2 separate regions of the Homo sapiens genome follow, and region 1 is linked to region 2. A link is a loop called in an ENCODE intact Hi-C map of the cell type or tissue named here. Cell type or tissue: Calu3. All regions are shown on one strand.

Region 1 (8,000 bases), 190 kb after region 2:
AGAATGGCTTGAACCTGGGAGGCAGAGGTTGCAGTGAGCCGAGATCACACCATTGCACTCCAGCCTGGCCAACCAGAGCGAAACCCCGTCTCAAAAAAAAGAAAAGATTTAGGTAGTTTGATGAAACACATTTGTACTTTACTTTAGCCAGCTGGGGACTCTGGGTTAAAAACACTGCTTTTCTAGATTGTGGTAGCAAGTTTTAATTTCCTTCTTTTTTTTTTTCTTTTTTTGCAGTTGGAGTGCCTCAAGCTTATTGCCTCTCAAAAATTTACAGACAAACGCATTGGCTATTTAGGGGCAATGCTGCTGTTAGATGAAAGACAAGATGTCCATCTTCTCATGACCAACTGTATCAAGAAGTAAGTCTTACTTTTCTTTCTTCTAACAACTGTTAACTACTTTGTTCTTTTTTGTATTTTCTTTGAGACGGAGTCTTGCTCTTTTGCCCAGGCTGGAGTGAAGTGGCGTGATCTTGACTCACTGCATCCTCCTCCGCTGCCACCGTCCTCCCCCAACTGCCAGTCTGGTTGAAGTGATTCTCCTGCCTCAGCCTCCTGCGTAGCTGGGATTATAGGCACCTGCCACCACGCCTGGCTAATTTTTGTATTTTTAGTAGAGACGGGGTTTCACCATGTTGGCCAGGCTGGTCTCGAACTCCTGACCTCAGATTATCCATGCACCTCGGCTTCCCAAAGTACTAGGGTTACAGGCTTGAGCCACTGTGCCTGGCCTACTTTGTTCTGGTTTTTTTTTTTTTTTCTTTTTGAGACGGAGTCTCGCTCTGTTGCCCAGGCTGGACTGCAGTGGCGTGATCTCAGATCACGAGGTCAGGAGTTCAAGACCAGCCTGGCCAATGTGGTGAAACCCCGTTTCTACTAAAAATACAAAATACAAAAATTAATGGGACGTGGTGGCGTGCGCCTGTAGTCCCAGCTACTTGAGAGGCTGAGGCAGAAGAATCACTTGAACCTGGGTAGCTACTCAGCCTCCCAAGTAGCTGGGATTATAGGCGCCCGCCACCACGCTCGGCCAATTTTTACAGTTTTAGTGGAGATGAGGTTTCACCATGTTGGCCAGGCTGGTCTCGAACTCTTGACTTCAGGTGATCCACTTGCCTCGGCCTCTGAAAGTGCTAGGATTACAGGTGTGAACCACCCCTACCCTGCTGCCAAGTTTGCTGAGTTTTCTAAAGTGTGTGTCTGACATCCAGTAGATAACATGTTTTTCAACTTCCACTGCTTTGGTACCTGGAAACATTGGCTTGTAAGCCTATAGGAGGGACTGTCAGTCTGTTTACTATATTGATAATTTGTAATAAAGTTGGGATAAACATTTTCTGCAACAAATAATCCTATTGTTTTTGTTATTGGAGAAATCTTGAGTCATCCTGAACTAGTTTGAAATTGTGAAGCTGCTTCTTGGGGAGCACCAGGCTTGTTCCTACCTTCCTCTTTTCTTTTGCAGTGATCTTAATCATAGCACGCAATTCGTACAGGGGTTAGCACTTTGTACCCTCGGCTGCATGGGCTCCTCAGAGATGTGCAGAGATCTTGCAGGAGAGGTAGAGAAGCTCCTGAAAACCTCCAACTCTTACTTAAGAAAAAAGGTAACTTTTAATGAACCAAATGTCTGTTTGGATTAGGGAGTATTATGGAGATGAGAAGGCAGATTACTCATTTTTGAAAGATCTGATGATAATGTAAAGTCATTTTTTCTGTGTAGTAAATCTGTTTTACATGATTATATATTAACCTTAATTCCTCTTTTCTTAAGGAAATGATTTATAAACAAACAAATGTTACTGGATATATCCTAGGTGGCATACCAAATTCCTAAGTTATCTGATTCTAAACAGTATTACAGCAAGGTGATTATGAACAGATTTTTATGAATTTACTTTTGTCCTAATAATTAATACCCATATCTTTGTATTAGTGCCTTTGTGTCTCTGGAAGGGCAGTTCTATTGGGACCTAGATAATTATTAGGGAATGATGTAGAACCCACTTTCTGAATGGATTAGTAATAGAAGAGAATTATTCTTCTATCTGATTTTATTTGTTGATATAAGCATTTTATTGAGTTTTTAAAAATTGCTTGAACCCTACAACCTTTGAAAATGAAGTGTATGGAATTTAGAAGTCCAAGAAATGAACATAAACTGTGATCTGTTTGGCATTTACTGTGCCTCTCTATTAATGGTTTGGGAAAGAGGCATTGAAAAGGCCAAGCCATTTCCCAGGATGATATGCAGTTAATGATGGCTGCAAACAAAGTTAAATTATTTTCTTAATTTGTAAGCTGGTCCTTTTTCTTAAAGAATATGTGAGCTACTCTTGTTCAGAAAGCTCATTGTCATATTAAAATGAAACATTCCTGCAGGTTAGAAAAAAAAGATAGGCTGGGCATGGTGGCTCATGCCTGTAATCCCAGCACTTTGGGAGGCCAAGATGGGTGGATCACAAGGTCAGGAGATCAAGACCATCCTGGCTAACATGGTGAAACCCCGTCTCTACTAAAAATACAAAAAAAATTAGCCGGGCGTGGTGGCGGGCGCCTGTAGTCCCTCACCTGGAGGCTGAGGCAGGAGAATGATGTGAACCCAGGAGGCGGAGCTTGCAGTGAGCCGACATTGCGCCATTGTACTCTAGCCTGGGCGACTGAGCGAGACTCCGTCTCAAAAAAAAAAGAAAAGAAAAGAAAAAAAGATATTTTTTCCTCCCAAATATAACATGGATGGAATTAGCAGAAATTTTTTTTGTTAATATATCTAAACTTTTATGGTATTTGACTCAAACATATAGTAGTTATAGTTACTTTGGGGGATATACAAAAATCAGTGTTTAAATGTACTTTTATTTTCCAGTGAACAAGCTAGTAAAACCATCTTTTCTTTAGTAGAGACTAAGTATTTTTCAAATGATTTTCTTGATGTCAGTAGAGTCATTTGAGGGCCACATAGATACTATTAAACATAACAGTAGATTTATAGCATTTACAGTATATATCTTTCAGTTGTGTGATGTTTTTATAGGCTGTTAGTCATCTTACTCAGAGGTATGATTATCACAGATTGAGATTGTTATCTATTTTTACTTCCTTAAAACTCCACATAAATTATGTTTAACTTTTTGATAAATTCATATTAACCATACATAGTCTAATGTAGAAAGTTTTTGCCTACTTGTCTAGCAATATATGAACAAAGGGAGAGGTGAACTAGAAGATCTCTTTAATATAATAGTATAAACTGGAACTCCCCAACCAGTTAATAAATAATTTTCTCTCCTCTTAATTTTTTTTAAATAGAGGCAGGTTCTTACTGTGTTGCCCAGGCTGTTCTCAAACTCCTGGGCTCAAGTGATTCTCCTGCCTTGGGGCTCCCAAAGTGCTGGATTATAGGAGTGGGCTATCACTGTGTCGAGCCATAAATCTAATATCTAACCTCTTCCTTCTTTATTTTTCTAGTAGATGAACTAGTTGGTGAGATTTTTGTGTTGGTGGTTTTTTAATAAGATTGGTTGCCCTGGCATAATTGAAATAAACCTTTTGTTCTTTTATTTTTTTTTTCATAGGCAGCACTGTGTGCTGTTCATGTCATCAGGAAAGTTCCTGAACTTATGGAGATGTTTTTACCAGCAACAAAAAATTTATTGAATGAGAAGAACCATGGTAATGTAATTTGGATGTATTCATGAAGTATTGAGGGAGAAAGGGAAAGAGAAAAGGCTTAAGGCTATGTTAGTCCTGTGTCTCTCAGAACAGTGGAGTCGCGTTTCTGCTGTGCCTTAGACACTTTTCCAGGAAGGTCTGGTCTGACAAGTCTTTCCACTCACATATCCTAGTTTTATATTAAGAGATTGATTCCTTCATAGTAAACTTATCTTTCATCTCTGGTCCTCTTTTACTTTATTAAAAATATTAAGTTGTTAATATTTAGTGTAATATACAAATGAGCCTACCCATAATTTTCATGTGTAAAATCCTTTGATTTCTTGCCTATTTTACAATAAAAGAAAAAATTCCATTATCATGTGGTAGGAGTATAAGATTTGTGCGGCTGGGCGTGGTAGCTCATGCCTGTAATCCCAGCACTTTGGGAGGCCAAGGTGGGCAGATCATTTGAGCTCAGGACCAGCCTGGGCAACAAAGTCAGAACCCATCTCTGTAAAAAATACCAGAATTAGCTGGGTGTGATGGCACATGCCTGTGGTCCCAGCCACTCAGGAGGCTGAAGTGGGAGGATGGCTTGTACCTGGGAGGCAGAAGTTGCAATGAGCCAAGATTGTACCACTGCACTATAGCCTGGGCTACAGAGCCAGACCCTGCCAGACTCAAAAATTGTGAGAATTCTTTTGGGTTATTTCTGACAGAAGCTTGTATTAGGTACTCAGAATCTTTGTATAAAACAGAGGAATTAAATGGAATGTGACTGTTCTTTTCTCAAACATTTTATTTTTATTTGAAGTCAGTGAAATAAGTTCTGAATAAAGAAAATTCATGTGGCTTAAATGCTAAGAGGAAAAATTGTATGGTATATTTAATTTGACAAATTCAGTGCTGTGCCCAGAATGCTCAAAATATACTTGTTGAACAACTGAATTATTTGGAGCACGTATTTATTATTTAGTGAAAAGCATTGTGAGATTGTTTTTACTGACTCTGGAGCAGTTAAATTTACTTTGTCATCCAAAGTTTTCTCAGAGTTTTGATGCGTTTTATCTGGAAATGTAAAATCTTACTAAGATTTTTGCCTCTTGAATTATCTGTTAGTACTCAGATAATAGCTTACTGATTAAGTATAGAACAGATCATACCTAGCTTGCATTGTGTGTTTTTATGGATATTCTCAGATGGAGAGACATATGTATTGGTCGTCACTTTTTCATAATTATTTTGATCACATAATTGTTGAAAACATTCCGATTTTACCAACTTGGCCAGTTTTAAATCAGGCATCTATTAAGTTCTTCCTTTGTATTCACTTCAATGCTTAGATGCTTTGGGGGATTAAAAAGCAAAAGTAGCAACTATCCTTTTGGAATTGACCTTCAGGAACTCAAAGTCCTGTTCTATAAAATTGAATAATAGGCCTCATTTTTAGTTTTCCTTTGATCTTTTCTTTCAGGTGTCCTCCACACATCTGTAGTCCTCCTCACAGAAATGTGTGAGCGAAGCCCAGACATGCTTGCGCATTTCAGAAAGGTAGGTGCCATTCTGTATGCCTAAGCCTTTCTTGATTGAAAAATGATTTTCCTGAAAAGTACATGATTTTCTTCTTATTTTTTTTTGAAAGCAAGCTATGGATCTGAATAAGGGATTTAACTAGCCCTGCTATGCAATTGGCCTGGAAGCCAGATTTAGGCATATAAGTGAGAACTGGCACTAGTATTGTGTTTTCCCTTTCATAATAGAAGTCTTCTCTCATTGTTGGCAGACACACCAATCTCATGTGTTTTATCTACTGTTTTCACATTTGAGTCAAGAAACATGATCTGAGGTCAAATTAGAAATAGGAGTTTTGTGTGTGTTGTTTTTTTTTTTGAGATGTAGTTTTGCTCTTTTTGCCCAGGCTGGAGTGCAATGGCGTGATCTCAGCTCACTGCAACCTCCTCCTCCTGGGTTCAAGTGATTCTCCTGCCTCAGCCTTCCTTGTAGCTGGGATTACAGGTGCGCGCCACCATGCCCATCTAATTTTTGTATTTTTAGGAGAGTCGGGGTTTCACCATGTTGGCCAAGCTGGTCTTGAACTCCTGACCTCAGGTGATCAGCCCGCCTCAGCCTCCCAAAGTGCTGGGATTACAGGTGTGAGCCACTGCTCCTGGCCTGTTTTTTTTTTTTTTTTTTTTGTATTTTTTTTTTAAAGGCAGGAATTTCTTTTCTTTTCTTTTTTTTTTTTTTTTTTTTTTTGAGACAGAGTCTTGCTCTGTCGCCCATGCTGGAGTGCAGTGGCGCGATCTTGGCTCGCTGCAAGTTCCGCCTCCCGGGTTCATGCCATTCTCCTGCTGCCTCAGCCTCCCAAGTAGCTGGGACTGCAGGTGCCTGGCACCACGCCTGGCTAATTTTTTGTATTTTTAGTAGAGTCAGGGTTTCACTGTGTTAGCCAGGATGGTCTTGATCTCCTGACCTCGTGATCCACCCGCCTCAGCCTCCCAAAGTGCTGTGATTACAGGCGTGAGCCACCGCGCCCAGCTCTTTTCTATTTTTTTAAGGTTAAAACTAAAAATTTTTTTATTACTTTTACTCTACTGTTCGTTTTAGGACATTGACTCCTGTGATGGAAGTCTTAGTTCTCTTAAGTACTCCCTTCTCTCTTTTTTTTTTTTTGTGGCGGAGTCTGGCTCTGTCGCCCAGGCTGAGGTGCAGTGGTGCAATCTTGGCTCACTGCAACCTCCACCTCCTGGGTTCAAGTGATTCTCCTCCCTCAGCCTCCTGAGTAGCTGGGACTACAGGCGCCTGCCACCATGCCCGGCTAATTTTGTTTTGTATTTTTAGTAGAGATGGGGTTTCACCATGTTAGCCAGGCTGGTTCGAACTCTTGACCTCAGGTGATCCACCCGCCTCAGCCTCCTCAAGTGCTGGGATTACAGGCGTGAGCTACCGCGCCCGGCCTTTTTTTTTTTTTTTTTTTTTTTAAACTAGTATTTTAAACTGGACATTTCTGTTTCTCCACTTAATTTTAGACTCAGAAGAAGACTGTTCTTTGGGTAGTTACATGCATTGAACTTCTTTTATAGGATGCTGGTCATTCCATAAATAGAACTCACTTTGTACTTTAGATCTAGTAAGGCTCTAACAGGAGTTCTTTTTTGGCTTTTTTTCCCTTAGATGTTCATGTCTTGATTAAATTATTGTAATATAGTATGAGACCCGTATCTGTCCCTAATGCTTGCTTTGTATGTTTTGTTCCTGTTGTCTGTTTGGAATCCTGCTGTATGTTAGAATGAAAAGGTAAGAATTAACCCTCTTTTAGATGGTGCATGCTGGCATTAGGTCCTTAGTAGCTTTTGTGTATCGATCCACAAATGTGGCTTTTAAAATATACTAATGCTGAAGCTGTGCTTAATACTGTGAGTTATTGTTCTACCATCTTTGGCTAACTTCCTAGTCTAGTTTTTGTTTTGTCACTTAAACTCCTGACTCCAAAGTCAGCCTTGGATTTCAGTTGCAGCCTTTCCTGAGTTGTAAGCCTTCTTCTCTGCCTTTTCTTTATCTTTACTTGAGAAACTTTGAGCAGTTTCCCAGTGGCTTTGGTGATGGCAATTCCAGATTAGTCTGGAGCTTTGACACAAAATGCTGCTGCTTTTTGAAGTAGATATTTTAGAACCGCATGTGGGTAACCTCATACTTTAAAAAGCTCCGTATGTACTGCTGAGCTTTCAGTTCACACTTAGAGATTTTATTTCTCTCTTACCTGTACTTAATCTTACATAGAAGTTTTGGAATATTAAAAGGATTTTGAGGTAGAGTAGTGGGCACCAACTGATTTTCATGGCTGCAGCCTTTCCCTGTGTCATCTTATTTTGTTTGTCTTGTCATCAGTTTTAATAACTTGCATTTTTGTCTGAAAAATGAAACTGGGTTCCAAGAATTGTATGCTGAACATTTAGTCATTTGTGCTCTGTGTCCCAGGGTAATGTTATGTGATGTGCTGGCCTTTTTGGCAGTGGATAAAACAATTTCTGAATTTAGTAGCCCAAGGAAAAATGACTTTTCCAAGAAATAAACCAGATAAAAAATAACTAGGGTTATATCTAGTACAAAAAAAACAGACCATTGGGAAGTATGTAAGATAAGGTTGGTAACTACTTGGTCTTCATTTTATTACAAAAATATTGATTTAAAGTGGTTTTAAAAGGTATATTATTATCTCTAATATAACTTTGCCCATAGTTGACAGATTTAATGAATTTACAGATCTCCATGGCTTAGATTTGTCTTATTTGGAGTTGTCCAAAGTAGACTTTTGTTTAGGTGACTTATAAGTTACTTAATTCC
Region 2 (8,000 bases):
GTTAAACATACACTGACCATGTGACCCAGAAATCACACTCATAGGTATTTACCCAAGATAAACAAAAACATGTGTCCACTGCAAGACCTGTACACATATATTCATAGCAGCTTTATTAGTAGCCCAAAACAGAAAACATCACAAATGTCTATTGAATGAATAAACAAATGTTAGTGTATTGATTCAATGTAATACTACTCAACGAAAAGGAAACGATTGTTACATATGACTACGTGGATGAATTTTTTTAAATTATGCTTAGTGAAAGAAGCTGTACATAAAGAATGTATAGGCCAGACACAGTGGCTCACACCTCTAATCTCAGCACTTTGGGGGGCCAAGGTGGTTAGATCACTTGAGGTCAGGAGTTTGAGACCAGCCTGGGCAACATGGTGAAATTCTGTCTCTACAAAAAAATACAAAAATTAGCTGGGCGTGATGGCTCATGCCTGTACTCCCAGCTACTTGGGGGGCTGAGGCGGGAGAATCACTTGAGCCCAAGAGGTGGAGGTTGCAGTGAGCCAAGATCGCACCGCTGCACTCCAGCCTGGGCAACAGAGCAAGATCCTGCCTCAAAAAAAAAAAAAAATACATATATATAGAGAGAGAGCATATGATTCCACACACATAAAATTCCATAAAAGGCTAACTATTCTATAAAGACAGAGGACAGCAGATCATTGTTCTCCTAAGGCCAGGAATGAGGGGGCAGGAGGTGACTGGAAGGAGGGATAGGGAGCTTTTGGGGGTGATATTTTGATGGTGCTGGTGTATAAACGTTTGTCAAAATACATTGAATTGGCCAGGCATGGTGTCTCATGCCTGTGATCCCAGCACTTTGGGAGGCCAGGGCGGGCAGATCACGAGGTCAGGAGATCGAGACCATCCTGGCTATAACACAGTGAAACCCCATCTCTACTAAAAATACAAAAACTAGCCGGGCGTGGTGGCTCCTTCCTGTAGTCCCAGCTACTTGGGAGGCTGAGGCAGGAGAATTGCTTGAACCTGGGAGGTGGAGGTTGCAGTGAGCCAAGATCACACCACTGCACTCCAGCCTGTGCAAGAGAGTGAAACTCTGTCTCAAAAAAAAAAAAAAAAAAAAAAAAAAAAAAAAAAAAAAAAAAAAAAAGATTTTGACGAGAGAAATTTAAGTGGTTTCATGACAAACACAGACCCTTGGGGAAAATAGCATCATTACAGTAAAGGAGGAGGTTTGCCGAATAGTTGTGAGGTGAAATCAAACAGGTTGAATAATCAGGTGTCCCAGAGGACAGGGGTGTGAACGGCTGAAGTTAGCAGAGAAATTAGTGATAAAACACTGGTTGGGAAAAGGATGAGCTCTCAGGGCCTATGGCTCTGTGAAGTGGAGATGAGGCCTGTGAAGCGGAGATGAGACTAAGTAGAGTGAGAAGTCATTAATGTAAATGATAAAGACTACAACCCATTTATGCCCCCTGATGATGAAAGGCAGATGGGATATTTGAAAAGGTGGCAAGCCACTGTCACATATGGGACAGAGAAAGGTTATAAAATGTGTAGATACATACTTATCTATTCATAGGTGAGAAAGGTTTGCAGTCTGGTGTCTGGTACATGAACTCCCTTAGAAGTTGGGAAGGGAAAGATAAGATCTACTCTCTTTTCTTTTTGTTTTTTTTGACAGAGTCTCATTCTGTCACCCAAGCTAGAATGCAGTGGTGCAATTTCAACTCACTGCAGCCTTGACCTCCCGGGCTCAAACAATCCTTCCACCTCAGCCTTTCAAGTAGCTCAGGACTACAGGTGCACACCACCACGCCCAGCTAATTTTTATATATTTTGTAGAGTTGGGATTTTGCGACGTTGCCCAAGCTGTGCTCAAATGCCTGAGCTCAAGCAATCCACCTGCCTCAGCCTCACGCAGTGCTGGGATTGTAGGTGTGCATCACCATGTCTGGCCTCAACTTTCTTTCCTTTCCTTAGTTCTTGCCTTGCAATGAAACAGTTCATTTACTTGGACAGTTTACTAATGGTCTGAGATTACGTCTTACTACAGACAACTGATTCAAGCCCATCTCCCTAATGTGGTTATCTTCATTTTACTATAGGTATGTCAGCCAGGTAATTGTCTGTGACATGGCAGTTAAGAGGAAGTGGCATTTCCTGTGCAATTGCTGGCTGGCTGTGGACCTCGGAGACTGTGAGCTTGACCGGGTCTTCATCCCAGTTTCAAAGAGAGAGCTCTTTTCCTTTAGGTACTGTTGGAAAATTACTATTAACAGTGAATATTGATGTTCACTATTAATTGAATTGTTCACGATTGAATTGTTTTTAATGCAAATTAACATTTTATTAATGTATTATTTCAAACATACATAAGCATTACTGTTGTGGTTGTAACTGGTGTAACCATTACCTTAAAAATCAGAAGGAAGACAAAAAGAGATTCGAAGTATAAAAATTATAAATATTGCCCTTATTTTCTGAAACTGTTTACCTAGAGAATCATTTATAAATTTACTAAGATATCTAGGAATAAAAGAATCACTCAGATCAATGGAATATAAAAAGGATACCACTACTTCGATGATACAAATATTTATGAGAACAAAATATAAAAATAAAGGAAAGTATTAGAGGGCTGTAGCCTTCAACTGACTTTCAAAGACACTAGTAAACTGGCCAGGCACCGTGACTCATGTTTGCAATCCCTGCACTTTGGGAGGCTGAGGCAGGCAGATCACTTGAGGTCAGGAGTTCAAGACCAGCCTAGCCAACATAGCAAGACCTACTAAAAATACAAAAATTAGCCAGGCGTGGTGGTGCACACCTGTGATCCCAGCTACTCGGGAGGCTAAGGTAGGAGAACTGCTTGAACCTGGGAGGCAGAGGTTGCAGTGAGCCAAGATTGCCACTGCACTCCAGCCTGGGCAACGGAGCGAAACTCCATCTCAAAAAATGCAAAGATGTTAGTAAACCAAAATAATTAAAGCAATGTACTGGTGAATTCACAGACCAGGAGAACGGTATAATATACGTATCAACTTCTGTATCTTTCTAGGTATCCATGTATCTTTCTATGTCTCCTGAATGCTAAAGATGAGAATATTCCTAGGAGAATATACCTCTGCTATCTGACCTCCTTCTTACCTTCAGCTTTCTGGTTCAATATTACGGCTCTCGGCTTTTTCCTCATGGGAACAAGATGATTGCAAGAGGCCCACACACCATGTCCTAGCCGGGCATGGTGGCTCACACCTGTAATCCCAGCACTTTGGGAGGCCGAGGTGGACAAATCACTTGAGGCCAGGAGTTTGAGACCAGCCTGGCCAACATAGCAAAACCCCATCTCTACCAAAGTACAAAAATTAGCCAGACTTGGTAGCATGAGACTGTAGTCCCAGCTACTTGGAAGGCTGAATCAGAAGAGTGGCTTGAACCCAGGAAGCGGAAGTTGCAGTGAGCCGAGATACAGCCACTGTGCTCCAGCCTCAGTGGCTCTATCAACCAAACACCACGTCCTTACATTAAAATGCCTAAAGGCAAAAAAACATGGAACTGTTTCTTCTGGTACTTGACTCCCAGAACAAACAAGAAATGTGTATTTCTTTGTTAAGATCTGCTCCAATTACAATTGCGGCATATAAGAAATTACTCCCAAAACTGAGTGGATTAAAACAACCATGTTACTTTTCTCCTGGTTTTGTGGGTCAGAAATTCAGTGAGGCCATGGCTGGGGAGTTTTCCCTTGGGATCTTTCATCCTGGCTGGGTCTGTTACTCATCTGTAAGCTCCTCTGTGTTAGATTTCCAAAAATGATTCGCTCACAAGGTCAGCAGGGGGCGCTGGCTGTCAACTGAGAGCTCATCTGTGGCTGTCAACAAAGCACCTATGTATGGCTTCTGCGTGGCAACCTCAAGAGAGTGGCATTTTTCACAGGGGTGGCTGTCTCCCTCCAGAATGGGCAGTTCAACAGAACTAAGTAGGGGCTTTAGCCTTTTATGTCCTAACTTTGAAAATCAGATTCAAGGAGAAGGGCCAAGGTACGGTGTCTCACTCCTGTAATCCCAACATTTTGGGAGGCTGAGGTGGGCAGATCACCTGAAGTCAGGAGTTCGAGACCAGCCTGGCCAACATGGTAAAACCCCTTCTCTACCAAAAATACAAAAGTTAGCCATGCGCAGTGGTGCACGCCTGTAGTCCCAGCTACTGGGGAGGCTGAGGCAGGGAAGTTGAACCCGGGAGGTCAAGGCTGCAGTGAGCTGAGATCACGCCACTGCACTCCAGCCTGTGCGAAGGAGTGAAGACTCCATCTCAAAACAAAACAGAGAAAACAAATAAGTCTTGAAACTAAAAATCATGGACTCTCAGCAAGAAGTGGGAAAAAAAAAATGAGATCCTGTCTCTAAAAAACAAACCAAAAATATATGTTTTAAATTGTGTGTTGCTTGTGTATAGGAATAAACTGGTAGAAATTTTCTCTCCTTCACCAAAACTTAAGGGGTAGCGAATACTATTTCCCCTCCCTAGACCTGATACAGTTCTAGGTTTGTTTTGTTTTGATTTTTGAGATAGGGTCTCACTGTGTTTGCCAAGCTGGTCCCAAACACCTAGGCTCAAGCAGTCCTCCCACCTCAGCTTCCCGAGTAGCTAGGATTACAGGCATATACCATTGCATCCAAAGTTCTAGTATTTTTAAAACATATATAGACATATTTATTCAAACATACTCATTTTTGTTGCAGAAATGTGATTTTTTATCTGTTTAATCTCTGTGTTTCCAATAGAGGAAAGACTGTGAGTTTAATTCTCCTTCAGTTATGTAAGTTTTTACCGTATAGACATATTTTATATGTCTATTGGATGTTTATTAGGAGCATTTAAGTGTATGTTATTTCTTCTGGATACTTTTTTTTTTATTATATAGGTCTCCCTTTGATCCTGTTGACACTTTGTATCTTAAATTCCATTTTATATTAACTAAAGAAAGTTGACATACTGATATTATTTCTATTGTTTGTTCTTATCTTTTTACTTTCAGCCCTTTTTATGGTTTTGCTTAGAGTTATGTCTTGCAAGCAACATATAACTGGATGTTTAAAAAACCAGATCTAATAATCTCTTTTAATACATGAGTTTAATATGTTTACATTAACCATGATTACCAATCCATTTGGACTTAATTTACCATATTATTTTGCATTATTTGTTATAATCCATTCTCTTTCCTTTATCTACTTTCCACATTGTCAAATTGACAGGTTTTGTAGTTTTTTTTGGTTTTTTTTTTTTAAGGTTCTCTGCCTCTTGGTTTGTTGGTTGGTTGGTTGTTTCTTTCAGATGGGGTCTTGCTCTGTCACCCCAGCTGGAGTGCTGTGACATGGATCACAGCTCACTGTAGCCTCAACCTCGCCAGCCTCAGGTGATCCTCCCACCTCAGCTTCCTGAGTAGCTGGGACTACAGGTGTGTGCCACCATGCCTGGCTAATTTTAAAACTATTTTTGTAGAAACAGGGTCTCACCATGTTGCCCAAGCTAGTTCTTGAACTCCTGGGTTCAAGTGATCTGCATGTCTTGGTCTCCCAAAGTGCTAGGATTACAGGTGTGAGCCACCATGCCTGACCACTTCTTGTATTTTTAATCTTTGCTGGTTTAGAAACTATACATTGTATTTTTTCCTCTTTCTCCTCTTGTTTTTCCACTTCCTGCTTCTGTTCCTCTTCTTCCTCTTCTAATTCTTTTTATTGGTTACTTTTAATTTTTAACACACTTTTTCTCCATATTAATTTTCTAAGAATAACGTTTCTTCTGCCTGAACATGACAAAGAATTAGCAATGCTTTAACCGTTCTTGAGTAACCTCTCTCCCAATTCCCATGTTTTAAATTACTCTCTAGTGTTATGGTTTTACCATTTTGTTTTTAGATGCACAAAAAAGGTTTTTCCTTTCATATTTCACAGTTAATTAAATAATTAATATCAATTTCTCTGTTTATTCTAGTTTTCTGTATTCTTTGTTTTTTGTTTGTTTGTTTAGTTGGTTGGTTTTTGAGACGGATTTTTGCTCTTGTTGCCCAGGCTGGAGTACAATGGCACGATCTCAGCTCACCACAACCTCCACCTCCCAGGTTCAAGTGATTCTCCTGCCTCAGCCTCCTGAGCAGCTGGGATTACAGACATGCGCCACCATGCCCGACTAATTTTGTATTTTTAGTAGAGACAGGTTTCTCCATGTTGGTCGGGCTGGTCTCAAACTCCTGACCTCAGGTGATCCACCCACCTTGGCCTCCCAAAGTGCTGAGATTACAGGTGAGGGCCACCGTGCCCAGCCTAGTTTTCTGTATTCTTTTAGTGTCTTTTTTTTTTTTTTTTTTTTGAGACGGGAGTCTTGCTCTGTCATCCAGGCTGGAGTGCAGTGGTGCAATCTCAGCTTACTATAACCTCTGCCTCCCACGTTCAAGCAATTCTTTCTCAGCCTCCGGAGTAGCTGGGATTACAGGCACACGCTGCCATGCCTGGCTAATTTTTTGTATTTTATTAGAGACGGCGTTTCACTCTGTTGCCCAGGCTGGTCTCAAACTCCTGCGCTCAAGCAGTCCACCTGCCTCACCCTCCCAAAGTGCTAAGATTACAGGTGTGAGCCACCGTGCCCGACTTTTTTTTTTTTTTTTTTTTTTTTTGAGATAGAGTCTTGCTCTATCGCCTAGGCTGGAGTGCAGTGACATGATCTCGGCTCACTGCAACCTCCGCCTCCTGGATTCAAGTGATTCTCCTGCCTCAGCCTCCTGAGTAGCTGGGATTACAGGCGCCCACCACCACGCCTGGCTAATTTTTCTATTTTTAGTAGAGATGGGGTTTCACCATGTTGGCCAGGCTGGTCTCAAACTCCTGACCTCAGGGTGATCCACTCACCTCGGCCTCCCAAAATGCTGGGATTACAGGCATGAGCTACCACGTCCAGCCAGTTTTCTGTATTTCTTATCATTACTCTGGGCTTTTTTCTCCTTGTTGAAGTAGCTCTTTTAATAGTTCTAATGAGAAGTGTGTGTGTGTCCATCTTTTTTTTTTTTTTTTGAGACGGAGTCTCGCTCTGTCGCCCAGGCTGGAGTGCAGTGGCGGGATCTCGGCTCACTGCAAGCTCCGCCTCCCGGGTTCAAGCCATTCTCCTGCCTCAGCCTCCCAAGTAGCTGGGACTACAGGCGCCCGCCACTACGCCCAGCTAATTTTTTGTATTTTTAGTAGAGACGGGGTTTCACCGTTTTAGCCGGGATGGTCTCGATCTCCTGACCTCGTGATCCGCCCGCCTCGGCCTCCCAAAGTGCTGGGATTACAGGCGTGAGCCACCGCGCCCGGCCGTGTGTGTCCATCTTTACTCTTGACTCATAGTTAGCTATTTAAGTGGATAGAAATTTTTTGTTATTTTTCCCTTAACACTTTGAAGATTTTAATACATTGTCTTCTGCCTGTGGAGCAGTTCCTAAGCAGAAACATTGTGACAGCTATATGGCTGGCTAGCAACACTTCCACTTGGCTTGTAAGAAGACAGCACAGATGAATTTATCTTCTTAATTGACCCTTTAATAAAATGTCTTTGGCTCTAGTAATAATTCTTGTCTTGAAGTATATTTTGTCCTATATGAGTATAGCCACTCCAGCCCTTTTTTGATTGCTGTTTACATGGAATACCTTCTTCCATCTTTTTAGTCCAGTGGCTTGATCTTGGCTCACTGCAACCTCCTGGGTTCAAGCAATTGTCCTGCCTTAGCCTCCCGAGTAGCTAGAAATACAGGCATGTGCCACCATGCCTTGCTAATTTTTGTATTTTTTTAGAGATGGGGTTTCACCATGTTGGCCAGGCTGGTCTCGAACTCCTGACCTCAAATGATCCTCCCACCTTCTCCTCCCAAAGTGCTGGGATTACAGGTGTGAGCTACCACTACTGGCCCATCCTTTTAATTTCAATTCATTTGTGTCTTCATATCTAAATTATGTCTCTTGTAGACAGAATACAGTTGGATTAGG

What was found. Peaks named below come from ENCODE experiments on the same cell type or tissue, not always from the same donor. Only the 100,000 strongest peaks of a DNase experiment are listed, where the experiment ranks them.
Region 1: a loop joins it to region 2, with 2.1 times the contacts of the local background. A loop is called at or near these places in 10 of 110 quality-filtered maps.

Annotation. Positions count from the first base shown.
Region 1 is chr16:71,766,830-71,774,829 of GRCh38, reverse strand. It overlaps AP1G1 (adaptor related protein complex 1 subunit gamma 1), which reads left to right. Exons shown (of 23, transcript NM_001128.6): 3 at 238-362; 4 at 1,468-1,609; 5 at 3,578-3,674; 6 at 5,131-5,207. Among named protein-coding and RNA genes, the nearest start is that of SNORD71, 12 kb to the right of the region's middle. In Calu3, no CTCF peak of the experiment used is centred here; a DNase peak (open chromatin) is centred at 3,793.
Region 2 is chr16:71,957,439-71,965,438 of GRCh38, reverse strand. PKD1L3 (polycystin 1 like 3, transient receptor potential channel interacting) reads left to right here. Exons shown (of 30, transcript NM_181536.2): 16 at 2,088-2,234. Among named protein-coding and RNA genes, the nearest start is that of PKD1L3, 39 kb to the left of the region's middle. In Calu3, a CTCF peak has its summit at 3,825 (motif pointing right); a DNase peak (open chromatin) is centred at 3,838.